Regions from separate parts of the Homo sapiens genome. Here region 2 is linked to region 1. The links are chromatin loops, found by intact Hi-C in ENCODE. Cell type or tissue: Caco-2. All regions are shown on one strand. Each heading gives the region's core, and the rest is flanking DNA. Links, peaks and the distances in the headings are about the cores only.

Region 1 (8,350 bases), core at 219-8,218:
GTCCATGATATATTTTAAAGTGAAGATGGTAGAATTGTGTGTATATTAGAATTGAACTTAAACAGAAAAAAGATATGCTCATATGAGACCAAAAAAATTATTGATGTATAGACATGAAAATGTTAACAATTAGTAAGCTATGGGAAGTAAGAAATTATGAGGAGGAGGTGGAGAGTATTTCTTTCTACATATTGTACTTTCATTTTTTAAAACAAGAAGCAGGGGTCAGGTACAGTGGCTCATGCCTGTAATCCTAATACTTTAGGAGGCTGAGGCAATATGATAGCTTGAAGCTGGAAGTTTGAGACCAGCCTGGGCAACATAGCGATATCCCATCTCTACAAAAACTAAAAATAATTTAGCAAGATGTGGTGATGTATGTCCATAGCCCTAGCTAATCAGCAGGCTGAGGCAAGAGGATCACTTGAGCCCAGGAATTCAAGACTGCAGTGAGCTATGATCATGCCACTGCACTCCGGCTTGGGTGATAGAGTGAGATCTCCTCTCAAAAAAAAAAGAGAAACAGGTACTATTTCTAAAGTTTAGTTAAGAAAAATTTATCCTGATTAACTAGACAATAAACCATATAATAACTCTAAGTTTATTGAAAAGTATTATATATGCATGAGAATAAAATGATTAATAAATGTGAATAGCAAGTCCAGAGAAGATTTAAATAGAATTCAGAGTTAAATGAGTTTATTTGGTCGGTGCAAAATCAATTGTGGTTTTTGCCATTGCTTTTAATTGCTTTTAAAAGTAATGCTTTTACACCAATCTAATATTTCAATTCTGTGCAGCAAGAAATGTTTATTCAATGAATCAAGTTGATACATTGGTTAAACGTGAAAAAGATTACGTGAAATCCACACCTTCTCTTTTTAGCAAAATAAATTTTAAATTGAGACAGTTATAAATTTAATAAAATAAATCACATAGGCAAATGATGAATGTTTAATGAATTGGGAGGGCTTTCTAACTGTGATGCCAAGGCCAGAAAGAATTATGAACAAATTGATAGATTTGATTACATAATACATACACACATATATAAATCACAAAATAAAAGAAATTTTGCAACATATCAAGCTGTGCCCAATCAAAAATGTGTAAGTCTACCCAATAGCACAGCAATTACATTCATTCCTGGGTTTAATTTACCAAAGATTACTATATTTTTTGCACAAATGGACTGTTAGGGTGAATCTGGGTGCTCATCCCCGGGATATTAGAAATGGAAATTATGATGAGTAAATAGCATGTAATATTTTGCAAACGTTAGAAGAAACAATTACTAGATATACACCAAGCAATATGGATTAATATTTTACAAAGCATTGTGATAAATGAGAAAATTATAAAATAGAATAAGTTCTAAACATAGCCATTTAAGTGAGCTAAGTACGTGTGTGTGCAAAAGAACAACATATGTACAAGAACACATGCGAACAAAAACTGTACAGTAAGTAGTTTAAAATGTACAGGGAATTGTGTAGGGGGAGATGAGAGATGGAAGGGGGGACATGGATGTATCAACAAATATAAACAAGAAACAAAGAACAAAACAGGATTGGACTTTTCAGAGATCACTGATAATTACGTTCTTTCGTGATGATGAGTATAATTAGCTCAACTCAATGCACTTGAAGTTCAAAAAATATATTTGTATTTTTTTTAAAATAGGCTAAAGAATGAGCTAATAAATTAATAGCTAATAAATATGAATAATAAATACATGAAAACATTCACTTTGACTAGCAATTAAATAATAATAATAATACAGAAGTTTATATGTGTTTATTTATTGACCTGTTTATTGAGAAGTGGGAGAAAAGATGGTATTTAGAAATATTATTCTTAATGGCACTAGAAAGTAGTAGAAACTTTTTGGACTACTCAGATAAGTGTCAACAATACCTGAACAAAAGTTTTGATTATAACATTGATTGTAAAGGCTAATAGTTGGGTGAGAACTAGTTAACACTTTGGGGTTTGTTCAAACAAATTCTTCATCAAACAAATGAGTATTATGTAGCCTTTGAGGGTTGATGAGATAGAGGATTTTTTCTCTTTGTCCCTATATATTATTAAATCATGTCACATTGAAATGCACTATTTTCTGCAAAACATGTAATAAGTAAATTTTTAAAATTCAACTAAAATAAATTTGAGGGTACACTAAAAATTCAGCAATTCTGGGAGAAAAGTTCTGCAGTTTACATTCTGTTCTATGACCAGTAAAGTATTAGAATTTTAATATATTTTATGTTGCTTCTTTCACATAAATATCTTAAAATTGGCTTTATTGGCTTATAACTTCATACGTTTCCTTCCCATAATTAAGAAATGTTTGTGATTGCTGTTAAAACTCTAGATTTTAGACTATAGTTAAGTGGGAAAAAATACACTTATTTTTGCATTAAAAAGGCTTTTAAAAAACATGCACTAAGCCAGGTTAAAATGTTTCCTGCCTAGGAAATAGCATAAAAAGCATTTTTTCCCCCATTAAGTTAATGCAGTAGTACATTTTGATAAATGTAAATTGAAATAATTGCAAATCTGATATATGTAATGTGAATTCTTGATTTGGAAAGTAATTTATGACCAGCAGTTATTTTTTAAACACAAATATTACTTTTTTTAAAGCTAATCAGAACTTTCAGATATGTCATACTGAAAAGCCTGTACTCTGATAACATTTATTCCCTATGATATGGAAAAAGAGAATCGTTTCTATTCTGGAACAAATGCTGAAGACACTGCACGCCTTTGCTTGGCTCTCTTGGTTAATGAATGTGTTACTTAAAATAATAATTTGCTCTTCAAATCATCTGGCCACACAGACCCATATTTCCCCCCATACAATGCTGTTTTGCTGATATTAGATTTACTTACCTTTTAACGGGATATTTATGCTATTTCCATGAACACACTCATCTACAAAGATACAAATTATCCAAGTAACAATACATAAGAGACCCGCATGGAGGTCTGGGTTAGCTGTGTACAGAGAAAGATGCAGGGCTGGAGCAGAGCTGCATCCTGATATGAGAGTCTATCACTTTTTTCCCCCTCTGAAGCTATGGGGAATGAAGAATTCACTCTTTTATTCGTGGCGTGATGGCAGTTCAAGGTTTTATTGAGGATGTGGTCTGGCAATGGTATTCTGCAACCCACGCACAAAACATAGCACTAAAATCTTTATAATTAACTGCATATGATTTAGCAGGGTCATTTAGAAGGATGATTCATCTGCAGTAGGTGTAAACTGGCTCACTAAATCTAAAGCTTAGAGGGAAAGACAAGACAGAATAGTTTCTTGATTCCACTTTAGGCTAATAGCCAGGTGACTCAGAGTCCTTACGAGCCCTGATTCAAGCTTCATTTCTCAGCACTGTTAGCTGCTGGAGTTACATGCCCAACAATTCATCTTTTTGCATCTCAGCTATGTAAGTCTCTAAAACCAGTTTTTATCAGGGGTCTAGGGATTGTGCTACCTGTAAGTCTATGCTCCAAACTACTAATATTTTTCTTCATTCTTCTTTGAATTTGAATGTGTGTTTATGTCTAAGGTTTTTTTTTTTTCTCCCAGTTTAATTACACGTTTTGGTAAAATTGTGCAGTGGGCACTGCTTCTCTTCAGTGTCTTTCCATCTTCGTGCAGGCTGGTCATGTCCTGTCTTCTAATGCTACCTGAGCCCTAGCACTCCAGGAATTCCATTATAACAGACTCTTTCTCCAGGCATCTCTTGAATTCTACAAAAATCTTTAACGTTTTCTCTTTACACTCTGCTTTCAGCAAGCTGCCAATTAGAAAAGATCTGAAAATATCATCCTCTAAGTGGTTAGTAGCTCACAGTAGTTCACTGTATTCTCCTCAGGAGAACTTGCACTGCAAAAGGGAATGGATCATTGACTTTAGGCAATGTTCCACAACTAAGGACAGCAGAGTCTCCTGGAATGAACTTTTAGAAATGCAGATTCCTGGGCTGCCAGAATAAGAATACATGCTTTCAAGAATCTTCCAATCTTCCCAGATTGGGAAATGACAACTATTAGCCTGGAACAATCAAACATTTGGATATCACCATATTCAGGTACAAAGTTAGGGTTAAAGCAAAGGCTATTTGTAACCTCAAGTACTTTCTACCATACCTCCTAAAGAAATTGTGTATGCAACCCACACACACACACACACACACACACACACACGTGAGTGCTATAATTTGGTCCCATGCCAAATGTCAAGAAGAATAGAGTCAAGTAATAAGCAATATCCATCCACTGCAACCTTTGGGATAAACTATACTCTTGGTTAGCTCAGGATCAAGCGTAAAAACATTCCATTGAATGTATATTACAAATTAGTTACATCTCTTGTTTGGAGGGAACTGCATTCACTTCACCAGCAAGGGTATCTTTTTGATACTGTTGACTGTTCACATAACCCAACAACAGTCTTTTCACAGTATTTTTGTTAGTTTATTACAAAACCTTTTATTGTTATTGTGTTTTATAAATTCCAATGCAATGAAATACATTCTACTCTTTGTATTACTACTGTTAACATTTTAATGACTATCTCTGCATTCTTTCATTTATTATTTCATTCATTCATTCAGCAAATATTCCAGGAACTATTCTAAGCTCTGCAAACAAGCTACATAAAGCCCACATACTCAAGATAGCATTATAATGGTGCAGGTAAAAATGAAACACATAAGTTCCATGAAAATGTCAAACATGATTAATGGGACTCAGATGTCCTAGGGGAAGGAATGCTACTTTACATTGAAGAGTAAGGTGAGGCCTTTGCAAACATGTTGCATTTGAGCTGATACCTGAATGATAAGAAGGAGCCACTCGTGAGATGCTCTGGGGAATTGAAATCTATACAGAGGCAATGATTGTGCAAAGACCTAGGGTGGGAATAAGCTTGGCATACTTGAGGATTAGAAGGAAAGTCAGTTTGATTAGAGTATGATAAAAAATATGGAGACCGATAGCTGAGGTGGGAGAAGTATTAAGGCCTAAGCCACATATAGCTGTACTGTCCAATACAGGATCCACTGGGCACATGTAGCTACTGAGCACCTGAAGTCAAGCTACTCTGAATTGAGGTGCACTCCGGGTGTCAAACACAAATGTAGACTGGATTCTGAAGATCTAGTATAAAGAAAGTATACAGTATATCTCATTAATAATTTTATATGGATTATGTATTGTAATGATAATTTAGAGATACATTGGATTAAATTAAAATATTATTACTATTAATTCACTTGTTTTACTTTTTCTAAAGTGCTTATTAGAAAATGTTACATTATGTATGTGGCTTAACTTAAAGCCTTGTATGTCATAGTCAGAAGTCTCGGTTTAAGCAGAATGAGAAATATTTAAAAGATTCTAAAGAGGCGTTACAATATGAATTACCGTTTTTTGGTTGTTTTGTTGTTGTTGCTGTTTTAAGACAGGGCCTCACTCCCGTCACCCAGGCTGGAGTGCAGTGGTGTAATCACGACTCACTGCAACCTGAGATATAGAAAACAGGGATGATTTTAGTTGTCATTATGAGTAAATGGATGGTTGGGGGCCATTCTATGGGATGGAGAAGACTGGGATGGGAGTGTACTTGAGAGCAGGAGAAACAAGGGTACTATTTTGGAAATATGTTGAGATGTCTGTTGAACATCTGAGTAAGCTCTTCAATAGGGAAGTCATGCAGAGGAGGAGAAATAGACCAAGAAAGAGGAACCTAGTAATTGCGAGAAAGTAAGTGCTTGGTGGTATCGCAGAAGTCAACCAAATAACTTGTTTCAAAGACCAGAGAGCGGTTTACGATGTCAAGTACTGTTCAGCAGGCAAGGAAGATGTGAACAGAGACCTGGTCATCGCATCTGGCAATATGGAGATAGTTGATAATCTTGATAAGAGCAATTTGTGATGGTGGTAGCAATGCCAGTCCAACTAAAGTATATTGAAGAGTAAATGGGAGCTAATAAAATTGGAAATAAAAAAATAGAACTTAGCAGATCTTTGAAGATTTGCTGTGGGCAGATAAAGGGAATAAGAGCTGGAGACACACTGTAAGTTTTTTGAATTTAAGACTGATTAGAGCTTATCTGTGTGCTAAGGGGGATTATTCAGTAAAGCGGAAGAAAAATGATGCAGTAGAGAAACAGAATCATTGTAGACAAAGGGTTCTAGAGTAAACTAATTGGAATGGGATTCAGACCTCAAATGCAGGATTGGCCTTTGATAAGGTTCTGATGCTTCTCCTACTACATCTGAAGATAAGACTGAGTAGATGAGTACAGATATAGGAGGGTATTTTTCTCCCCACCTTCCCCTGTGTGTGTGTGTGTGTGTGTGTGTGTGTGTGTGTGTGTGTGTGTGTGTTTGCAAACCCCCTCTCATACCAACTTTTCACATTTGTGCAGTCAAACGCTCTGCCACTGAGCTACACCCCCAAATTTGTAACACTTGGACACACAATTTTAAATTCATTAATCTGGTGTGTTCTAGTTTCAAATGCTGTTACAGAAAAGTTTGGTGCCCATTTTAGCTGTGATCCTTTGCATAAGACCTGTCCTTTAACTCTTGGAACTTTCATGATCTAATATTTTGAATCCTCCCAAAATGTGACTTGGTTAAGTCTTTTGTTTAATTCATTATTCTGAACACCCACAGATTCCCTTCAATCTGCAGACTCATGTCCCTATTTTGGTGAATTTTCATTTGTACTGTATTAGTCCATTCCCACACTGCTAATAAAGACATATCCAAGACTCGTTATTTATAAAGGAAAAAATTAATTGATTCACAGTTCAGCATGGCTGGGGAGGCCTCAGGAAACTTACAATCATGGCAGAAGGGGAAGCAAACACGTCCTTCTTCACATGGTGGCAGCAAGGAGAACTGCAGCGTGAAGGTGGGGAAAAGCCCCTTATAAAACCAACAGATCTCATGAAAACTCATTCACTAACACAAGAACAGAATGGAGGTAACTTCTCCCATGATTCAATTACCTCCCACCAAATCCCTGGTGGGAGGTAATTATGGGAACTACAGTTCGAGATGAGAATTGGGTGGGGATACAGCCAAACCATATAGGTATTATTGCTTTGATGATTTCCTCCTCTCTAGTGTCTATTTTCTCTCATTCTGGAATCTCTATTATTTGGACATTGCCTTAATTGTTCCTAAAATGGCCATACCTTTATTTCTTACAATCCATGTGTTTGCCTATATCTTCTACCTTCTAGGAGTTTTCCTTGACTGTGGAAAGGAAAACTCTTGCTTTTGTTTAAAATTGTTTTGCTACAGTATTTTTCATGTCCTATAGCTCTTACTTTAATATCCATTCCTTCTTCATAGCATTCTGCTCTTCTTTAATGGGTCCACTATCTTCTTATGTCTCTGAGTATATTAAGTGCAGTTTCTTCGAAGCTGTTTTTGCCTTCAACATTGCCTCTGCTCCTTCTCAGCTCCCTGTTTATCATTGGTTGCTTTTTCTCTTTTCATGTTAGAGGCTTTTCTCAAAAGTTTTAAGATGCTAAGCTATCTGTTCATATTTAAAGCTTGCTTTTAAGCTCTGTGTGAATGGCAGATTGTTCTGACTGGTAGACTTCACTCTTTTAAGCATGATCCAAGCTTACTCTCTGGGATGGTTCAGTTTCTCTATCTAAGGATTCCTCAAATTCTTGATCCAGTTTACATGCCTGACTTCTGGGGAGGGGGAGGTGGTCCTGAACATCTAGTTGCTCTTAATGTAAACTTCCCAATTACCCCAAGCTTACGTCCCATCTCCAAACACACTTCTTCCTATAGTCCTGGTTCCTCACCTTCACAAGTCAAAAGAATTTCTATAAGAGAACAGATTAAAGTGTCCTTACATGAATTCTAAAGAACAGCTTTCTTCTCACTGATAACTCCCTTTATAGGTACATATGTGTGTATGTGTGTGTGTGTGCATGTGTGTGTGTATTTGAAGTTTCTCTAACTTATTAAGTAATTTATCATTCATACATCTTTGCACCTTTGTATATTTAGATTCAGAATTATAGATAACTCCTAATTTAATAACAGATGAAATCAGTGTTTCTGCTTCCTGGTGGGGGCAGAAACTTTGCTAAATTGTCTTCTTATACCAGAAATCCATTAAATTCAATTTTAACAATGACATTCTTTTTAACAAGCAAGATTATAGAAAATATTGCCCTTCAGATATTCCAAATTAATAACAATACTGTATTCAACATGTTTTATATTGCCATATCCATGCTGGGTATTAAATTTTATTCTGAATATTAATCAAAGTAGTAGAGAATGAATATCATCTTGTTTGAAT
Region 2 (8,350 bases), core at 236-8,235, 130 kb before region 1:
CATTGAAAACTGTATTCCATTAAAACAACATATCAGGAAGATAACATAGAATCCAATAAAGAGAGGATCCAACACAGGAATCAAGCAAGGAGACATCCCAGGATGTGAATGGCAGGCAAAGACAGAGAAGAGATGTGTCCTTGAGCTAGAAAACAATCAGTCCAGGTAAGACCAGAAGAACATAGTCTCCCCACAAGGGGAATAAAAGCCAAACTTTTAAAATGGAATCAATAGATTACTTCATTAGAAGAGTATTAGAGTCCCATTGGAGAATTTGGGAGAATATGAGATACATTCACAGAAAATTTAGCACATATTTAGCATATAATTAGAAGTGTAGAAGAACACAGATATAAAACTAAGAAAATATGAGTAGAAGAATATGGATATAAAACCCATAAAATATTAATTTAAATATTAACCTTTAAAAATATAAAACTAATCAAGTAAAATATTAAATCAATTAAAAAACAAACCAACAATCCAATGAAACCCAGTAGGTAAATGATATGAAGAGATGATCTATAGAAATATAAACCCAAGGGGCTAATGTGCATGAGAAAAACCTCACTGGAAACTAGAGAAATTATAATTCGAGAAATCGAAAGTAAAGTAAAAGTCAGCCGTCATTTCAGCACCATAGGAAATGGGTAAAGATATAAAAGTCTTGCAATACCAAGTATTGTAAATGATGTAGGCCAAGGGGATAGTTTTATGTTGGGTCCAAGAGTATAAATTTGTCCAGCTGCTTTGGAGAACAATTAGGCATATGTAGTAAGGCTGAAACTTCTTTAATCCAGGATTGAAGTACTGAAGAAACTGTTGGGAGTTTGTCTTGCAGACATCCGTTGACATTTACTAGTCATAGCAATATGAGGCATTGTTTCTAGATACGTGTGAATTTGTTGAAAGTATAGAAACAGGCTTGGCATGATAAACATCAAATTCAGAATTAAAGTTAATTGAGAAGCGAAAGAAGGAAATGGAATTTTGCTGAGGATAGGGTACATTAACTGAATCTATGAGTGCTCTGAAGCTAAAGTAGCAATCTAAGTAAGTTTTTTGTTTTTTTTTTAAATGGGTCGCTATATGATTGTGTATGATATTAGGTTAGTGCAAAAGTAATTGTGGTTTTTGTCATTACTTTTCTGCATGCTAGAAGTATTTCTAAATTAAGAAAAAAATGGGTAGGTAGGTCATGAAAAAATTGATATTTGTATCAAACCAGTATGAAGTGTGCAGAGACAGAAAGAATGTGATGAGCCAGTAGACTGAAGAGGGCAAACAAACCCATGAGATACTCTGTAGATGGATGACAATGCAGATGACATTTCAGACCAACAGGAAGAACACAGTGTAGGAAACAACAGGAAATGGCTCCCAGGTCACAAGTGTTGGAGTGAACCTTAGGAGGATGCTAACTAGTTTTCTCCCAGCGACGCCTGTAATGAATATCAGTGAATCAGAGACCAGAGCTCATCCTCTGGCTCTGCCATTCACTGGGGAGTTTAGTAAGAAAATCAGTGTATCACCCCACCATAGTTTTCTTCTCTGTAAAAGACAGGTCAGCGCTAAGAAACTTCAATGCTATTACATTTGCATGAGGAGATTTGTGGCTTCCACCTTTAGAATGCACAAGATGACTCTTGGTTTCTAATTGCATTCTTTTATTCCTAAAATTATAATGGCAAATTATCTGACCCCTCACAAGCTATTACACTGTTTTTCCTTTCCCGTATCTCCCCATCAGCACTTTCTAGCCTTGTTCTCTTGAAATGTTATGGTCTCTATTGGTTTTCAACACTTCCTTTAATTCTTAGTTTTCTCAGGCTAAACCAAATTCAGTTTTTTCTACCCTTTTCTTAAATGTTTGTTCCAGGGCATTTCATTCATTAACAGGAGAACAATTTCCAGAAATGTTTTGGAAACAAGTGTATGAAATATGATCAAAGTGCAATGCTATTAATAATCACACCTGAGCTTGACATGTTCTCCCATTCATATTAAAAAGAGAATCTATATGTATTTATGCTGTATTTGTATAAGGTAATTCCCATTTCAAAGGCAAAATAAAAACTAGGAAAGTAAATATCTTGATAACTTATTTGATTTAAAAAAAGAAACTTATTAAATCACTACATAACTTCAACAACAGCAGAAGAAATATCTTTTACAACTAAAGCCTAGATCACACTCAGACCATTTGAACTGGGAAAGCTGACTTAGGTAATGTGACCTAGAATCTTGACAAACAGATATTTGTCCTAAACAAAGATTTATTTTAATAATTGCTTCACATTTAATATTTGCTAAGTTAACTGTAGTATTCCAGTACTGCTCCTGTATATGAGTATTTATATATGAAATTAATATGAAATTTATGATATATATTAATTAAAATATTAATTATATATGAAATTAATATGAAATTTGATATATGTTAATTTCATATATAAATACTCATATATAGGAGCAGTACTGGAGTAGTATATATATGAAATCTATATACTATATATAAGTATATAGTATATAGACTATATACTACATACATAGTATATATATGAAATCTATATATTATTCATACCTATTCATATATTTCATATAATAATATATATAGAATATTAATTTAATTGTGTTGAATCTGGATATGCATATACGTCAAATTTTCTTAGAGTTTAATGTGGTATTGTCACATCTTCAGAGTGTTGTATACCTTGGAATTCAAGAGTAAAGAAGCAATGAGGAAAGGTAAACTAATAGGCACCTTCTTTGAAAGGATGAATGATGCCTTTGAATAGAGGCAAAACTCCAATGAAATAAAAATAAGCAAAAGTATAAAATGCCATATAAATACGTAAAAGGAAAATAAATCTGGGACCCCAAAATCAGTAAACCAAGAGGAAAGTCAAGCAGGGAGCTATGTCAGGTAAACCTGCCTCCCATTTTATCCCTAAATAAGATAGCTACAAAGATAAAAAAAAGCTACAGACCTCCTTCACAATTTGCCCTCAAGGAAATTCCTTGAGGGCCTGAAGATCTTTACCCTAAGCCAGTTCTGTTGAATTTCGCCCGCAATGTAAACTGATAGCTTATCTTTACAGGTGCAGGACAGAAAGTTATTTCTCTGCTCACCTGAGACAAATGCATATCTAATTGCTTCCTCTACCCTATTGTTTATGTAGAAATGCAGATTCACTGAGCTAGACTAAATTGAGTATTCAGTGAAAGGCTGATCAGGACTCAAAAGAATCCAACCTTTTGTCCCTCCTTTCTGGACCTAACCAATGTACACATTACATATATTCCTTTATGTCTCATGTTTCCCTAAAATGTGTAAAAGCAAGCTGTACCCCGATCACATTGGAGACATGTCATCAGAACCTCCTGAGGCTGTGTCATTGGGAAGATAAACTTTCTAAATTGATTGAGACTGATCTTAGATATTTGGGGTTCACAATTATAAGAATTTGTTTTTATGCTGCTTTGGTGATGGGGGTAAAATTAATGAGTTTAATATAAAATTATAATCCTTCAGATTGTATAATTCCTCTGTGATCAATTTCATCTTCCTTCCAAACAAAGCACCTTGATGTAAAAACTGTGAATTGTTAGGTAAAGGAAGACAGAAGCACAAGTGTAATTTGGATGTAAAATAAACAAAGCAGTGAATTTGCCAAGCAAAGAAACGCAGAAATGCCCTACAGTAGAATTTCAGACTAACCCAGCTTCAAGGGATAATGACCCTTGAGCAACCCTTAACAGGAAGTCACAAAGTCAGATTGTGAAATCCAGAGAGCTCAGAGGAATTCTAGAATTGGCAGCCAATTGGATGGCCTCGTACCTGCCCTGGTTATATTCTAAGAGCTCTGATTCTTTAGATGAAAGAAAGAACCAGAAATCTCTGGACTGTGACAATCCTTCAAGTAAAGTGAGTAACAATGGGGGTTTGTTTCAGAACAGAGCCCACCCTGAGCCGAGGGCTACAAAGGGAAAGTTGGAAAAGAATATACAGAATATCAGAGTGTCAGCCATGTTATTCACAGGGATACTATTTAAGACAGTAGCCATTAGCTATAGGTGGCTATTTAAATTTAAATGCCTTAAAAATAAATAAAATTAAAGATGCAGTCCCTTGGTTGCACTTACCACATTTAAGTGCCCTGTGGCTGACACAGTAGACAGTACAGACACGGGGTATTTCAATTGTCTGGGCAGTCTTGCCACTCAAAGTGTGGCCTACGAATCAGCAGCATTGGCTTCACATAGACATTTTAAGAAATGCAGAAACTTAGGCCCCATTGCATCTTAATGTAAACTGTGTGCACCTTAAAGTGTAAGGAGTACTGGCCTAAGGCTCATTCCAGAACTCCAGTCATTGAAAGATAAACCAAATGCAAATCAGAAAGCTGAGACAAAAAGCTGACTCAATAGATTGTACAAGAACTGTCTATGAGCCCACTCCCCTGGGTTCATCCAAATGACTTTAGATTCCTGGCTTATGGTTGTATAACTATTTTCAAACACTTTTTGTAGAGCTAAGATAATGACTATTCTGCTTTGCTCCAGGTTGTCTAGGTAACATTTATGTGTAGCATATATACAAACAAACAAATAACATTTATCAAGCACTTACTATTTGTCTGACACTAAATTGTGCAGTTAATAGGCATTTTTAAAATGATTTCACGTAAGTGATTTTCAAACAAGTTCCTTTAGAATCAGTTTTTACTGATGATATAATTGATCCTCAACAAGGACAAAAATCATGCCCAAGAACACATGGTTAATAAATGGTAGAACTACTTTTGTACAAAAGTAGCTCTATGTTTTTATTTTATTTTTTCAATCCACAGAGTTAGAAGATGTGTTATTATTTTTGTTCAGGGCCTAGACTTCCTAGCCATAATTATTACTGTAGTAGAAATTAAACAAAAGATTTAAGATTCATTACTAAGAGAATCTGAATGAGAAAGATTTTGTGCCTGGACTCAGCACTGGTGAAAAACTTCCTCAAAATTTTAGTCTTCCAAAGAGGCTCTAATTGGCGTTAGCAGAGATTCTGCCCTTGAAGTGACTCTCAGTTTTCATCTCTGTGAATTTAGAAATCTGAATTTCGATTACTTTCTTACTTAACGAAGGTTTACCTGTCTTCCTTGCTGCAAAAGCAGCAAATAAAGCTGGTGTTTTGTAGGTGATTTTTTTCATTTTTAAGCAAACAATAAAAGCAACTGTTCTCTTGGTGGAAATTTTTTTTTAAAAAAAATACAAGCTATAGAGAAAAAAGGAAATGTAATGAAGATTAGCCATGAAATTCTCATTAAGCATAGAATAATTCCATTTATATTTCTGTTACAGGAAAGGGGTCCTGATCCAGACCCCAAGAGAAGGTTCTTGGATCTTGCTCAAGAAAGAATTCAGGACAAGTCAGCAGTGCAAAGTGAAAGCAAGTTTATTAAGAAAGTAAAGGAGTAAGAGAATGGCCACTCCATAGAGAGAGCAGCCCTGAGGGCTGCTGGTTGCCCATTTTTTTTGGTTATTTTTGATGATATGCTAAAATAAGGGGTGGATTATTCATGCCTCTGCCTCCCTGTTTTAGACCATATAGGGTAACTTCCCAACATTGCCATGGCATTTGTGCTCTGTGATGGTGCTGGTGGGAGTATAGTAGTGAGGACAATCAAAGGTCACTCTTGTCGCCATTTTGGTTTTGGTGGGTTTTGGCAGGCTCCTTACTGAAACCTGTTTTATCAGCAAAGTCTTTATGATCTGTATTTTGTGCTGACCTCCTATCTCATCCTGTGACTTAGAATGCCTTAACCATCTAGGAATGCAGCCCGGTAGGTCTCAGCCTCATTTTACCCAGATCCTATTTAAGATGGAGTTGCTCTGATTCGCACACCTCTGACAGCTCTTCGCCCTCAACTATTTATATATTTTTTCAGTTTAATCTATCTTAAACTTTTGAATGTTTATTTCATACATTCTAAGTTGGTTTATATTTTATAATGTATTCTAAATATCTACTTAATACTTTAAATGTAAATGCATGATTTTTAACAAAATATTTTAATAGATGTTAGTGCACAATATTTTTATATTTTATGATATAAACAACTTCAGAAATTATCATCTGTCCATTTGTTCATGGATTTGAACAAGTGACTCAGATAATTAAGTATTTTTAGCCTAAGGAGCAGAAGTTTTAATGACTTTCATGTGGATAAATTTTTTGCAGCAGCAGGATGTAGATCTAGGGTGAGTGAATGATTAAACAACACTGGTGACAAATTCTAAAGCAATAATTTCTATTTATTTATTTTCTTTTTTTTGAGACAGAGTATTGCTCTGTTGCCCAGGCTGGAATGCAGTTGTGCGATCTCAGTTCACTGCAACCTCTGCCTCCTGGGTTCAAGCGATTCTCCTGCCTCAGCCTCCTGAGTAGCTGGGACTACAGGCGAATGCCACCACACCCAGCTAATTTTTTTGTATTTTTAGTAGAGATGGGGTTTCACCATGTTAACCAGGGTGATCTTGATCTCCTGACTTTGTGATCTGCCCGCCTGGGCCTCCCATAGTGCTGGGATTACAGGGCTGAGCCACCGCGCCCAGCCTAAAGCAATAATTTCTAATAATATACTCTTTAAAAAAGTTAATCTCAAAACAATAAGTTAAAAACAAATGAGAAATTCAGATGCTGGATTGTAGGTGAGCTGGTCACCTCCTGGGAGAACTCATTCATTCCTTATTCAGAGCAAAATGTTCTAGGTTGATCAAGGGAGAACTGACATTCTGAAAGCTATGCCAAGGGCAGGGGTTTTAGGGGTGAAGATCAAAGCAGCGCTGAGTGTTCTTCCTTTTAGCAGTTTGTGTTTCTTTCCTCTCCAGCTGCAGCTATGATAAGGTAGACTAAAGATTACTTCTCCTTGTGGGTGCTCTTAAACTTAGAAGGTAAACCAATAGGCACAGTTTAGCCTGTTGTAAGGTACAAGTTCAAAATACCAAAACCTATTTTCTTTCTAGGCGATAACAATAAAAAAACAAAAGTGGAAATTTTGAAAAGTAATATTGAAAGAACTCAGGGTTAAATCTGCCAAAAGGGATGCAATGCCTATATAGTGGAAACCACATGACATTGCTAAGATGAATTAAAGACCTACATAAAGGACAGGTGTATTCATGGCCAAAGGATTTAATAATTTTAACATGACGAATGTTCCATAGATTCTACATAACTCAATCAAAATCTTAGTAGGCATTTTTTGGAAAATTTAAGAAGCTCATTCTAAAATTCATGTGGACTTACAATAATCCTATATTACCAAGACAATGTGGCATTTGTATTGAAAGAGATTAATAAAGTAAGTCCAGAAATGAACCCCACATATATATCAATAATTTTTTGGACAAGGGTCAAAGGCAACTCAGTGGAGGAAAAACAATGTTTTCAGGTAATGTTGCTGGAAATCTTGGATCCATACATACACACACACACACAATTTAATAACTTCAATTTATACCGAGCAACATACACAAAAAAAACTCAAAATAGATCACAAAGCTAAGTATAAAACCTAAAATTACAAAACTTCTAAAAGAAAACAAGTAAAAATCTACATAATCTTGGGTTATGCAAAGAATTCTTAGATATAACACCAAAACTACAAACTATAAAAGTACAAATTGATAAACTGGATGAAATCAAAATTAAACAAATTTGCTCTTTGAATGATACTGCTAAGGAAATAAAAAGCAAAGTCACAGATAGTGAGAACATTTCTGTAATTCATATATCTGATAAGGAACTTTTGTATCCAGAACATATAAAGAAGTCCTAAAATTCAGAAGGAAGAAAACAACTCAAATTTTTAAATGGTCAAAATATTTGAACAGATACATTATCCAAGAAGTATAATCATGGCAACTAAGCACATGAAAAGATGCTTATCATTATTTGTCAGTAGAAAAATACAAATAAAAATCACAGTGAGATAATACCGAGACAGCCAAGTAAAAATAGGTCCCTGGAGAACCTCTGACCGGCCTGGGCACTGGGAGGAATGGGCACTAGGTGGAGCCTCGGGAAGTTCGCGCAGATTGCACAGGGGCGGAACCTGGCCTGTCTTCTTCCGGGATGGAACGAGGAATTCAATCTACAAGGCCGGAAGCATATATACTAGCAGAACTTTTGCTCTTCTGAGAGTCCCTCTTTTCCTTCTTTTTTCCTTTTTACCCAATAAATTCCATTTTTCTCACCCTTCAAATGGTCTGCGAGCCTGATTTTTCGTGGTTGTGTGACAAGGACGCCTTCTTTAGCTGAATGAAGGAAAAGTCCTACAACACTATGTCACAT

What was found. Hi-C counts contacts between places; a loop is a spot of excess contacts. Peaks named below come from ENCODE experiments on the same cell type or tissue, not always from the same donor. Only the 100,000 strongest peaks of a DNase experiment are listed, where the experiment ranks them.
Region 2: it touches region 1 in a loop (12-fold over the local background); 1 of 110 quality-filtered maps calls a loop at or near these places.

Annotation. Positions count from the first base shown.
Region 1 is chr1:239,358,385-239,366,734 of GRCh38, forward strand. No RefSeq gene overlaps it. Among named protein-coding and RNA genes, the nearest start is that of CHRM3, 24 kb to the right of the region's middle. In Caco-2, for the core only: no CTCF peak of the experiment used is centred there; a DNase peak (open chromatin) is centred at 4,847.
Region 2 is chr1:239,230,051-239,238,400 of GRCh38, forward strand. No RefSeq gene overlaps it. Among named protein-coding and RNA genes, the nearest start is that of CHRM3, 150 kb to the right of the region's middle. In Caco-2, for the core only: no CTCF peak of the experiment used is centred there; no DNase peak of the experiment used is centred there.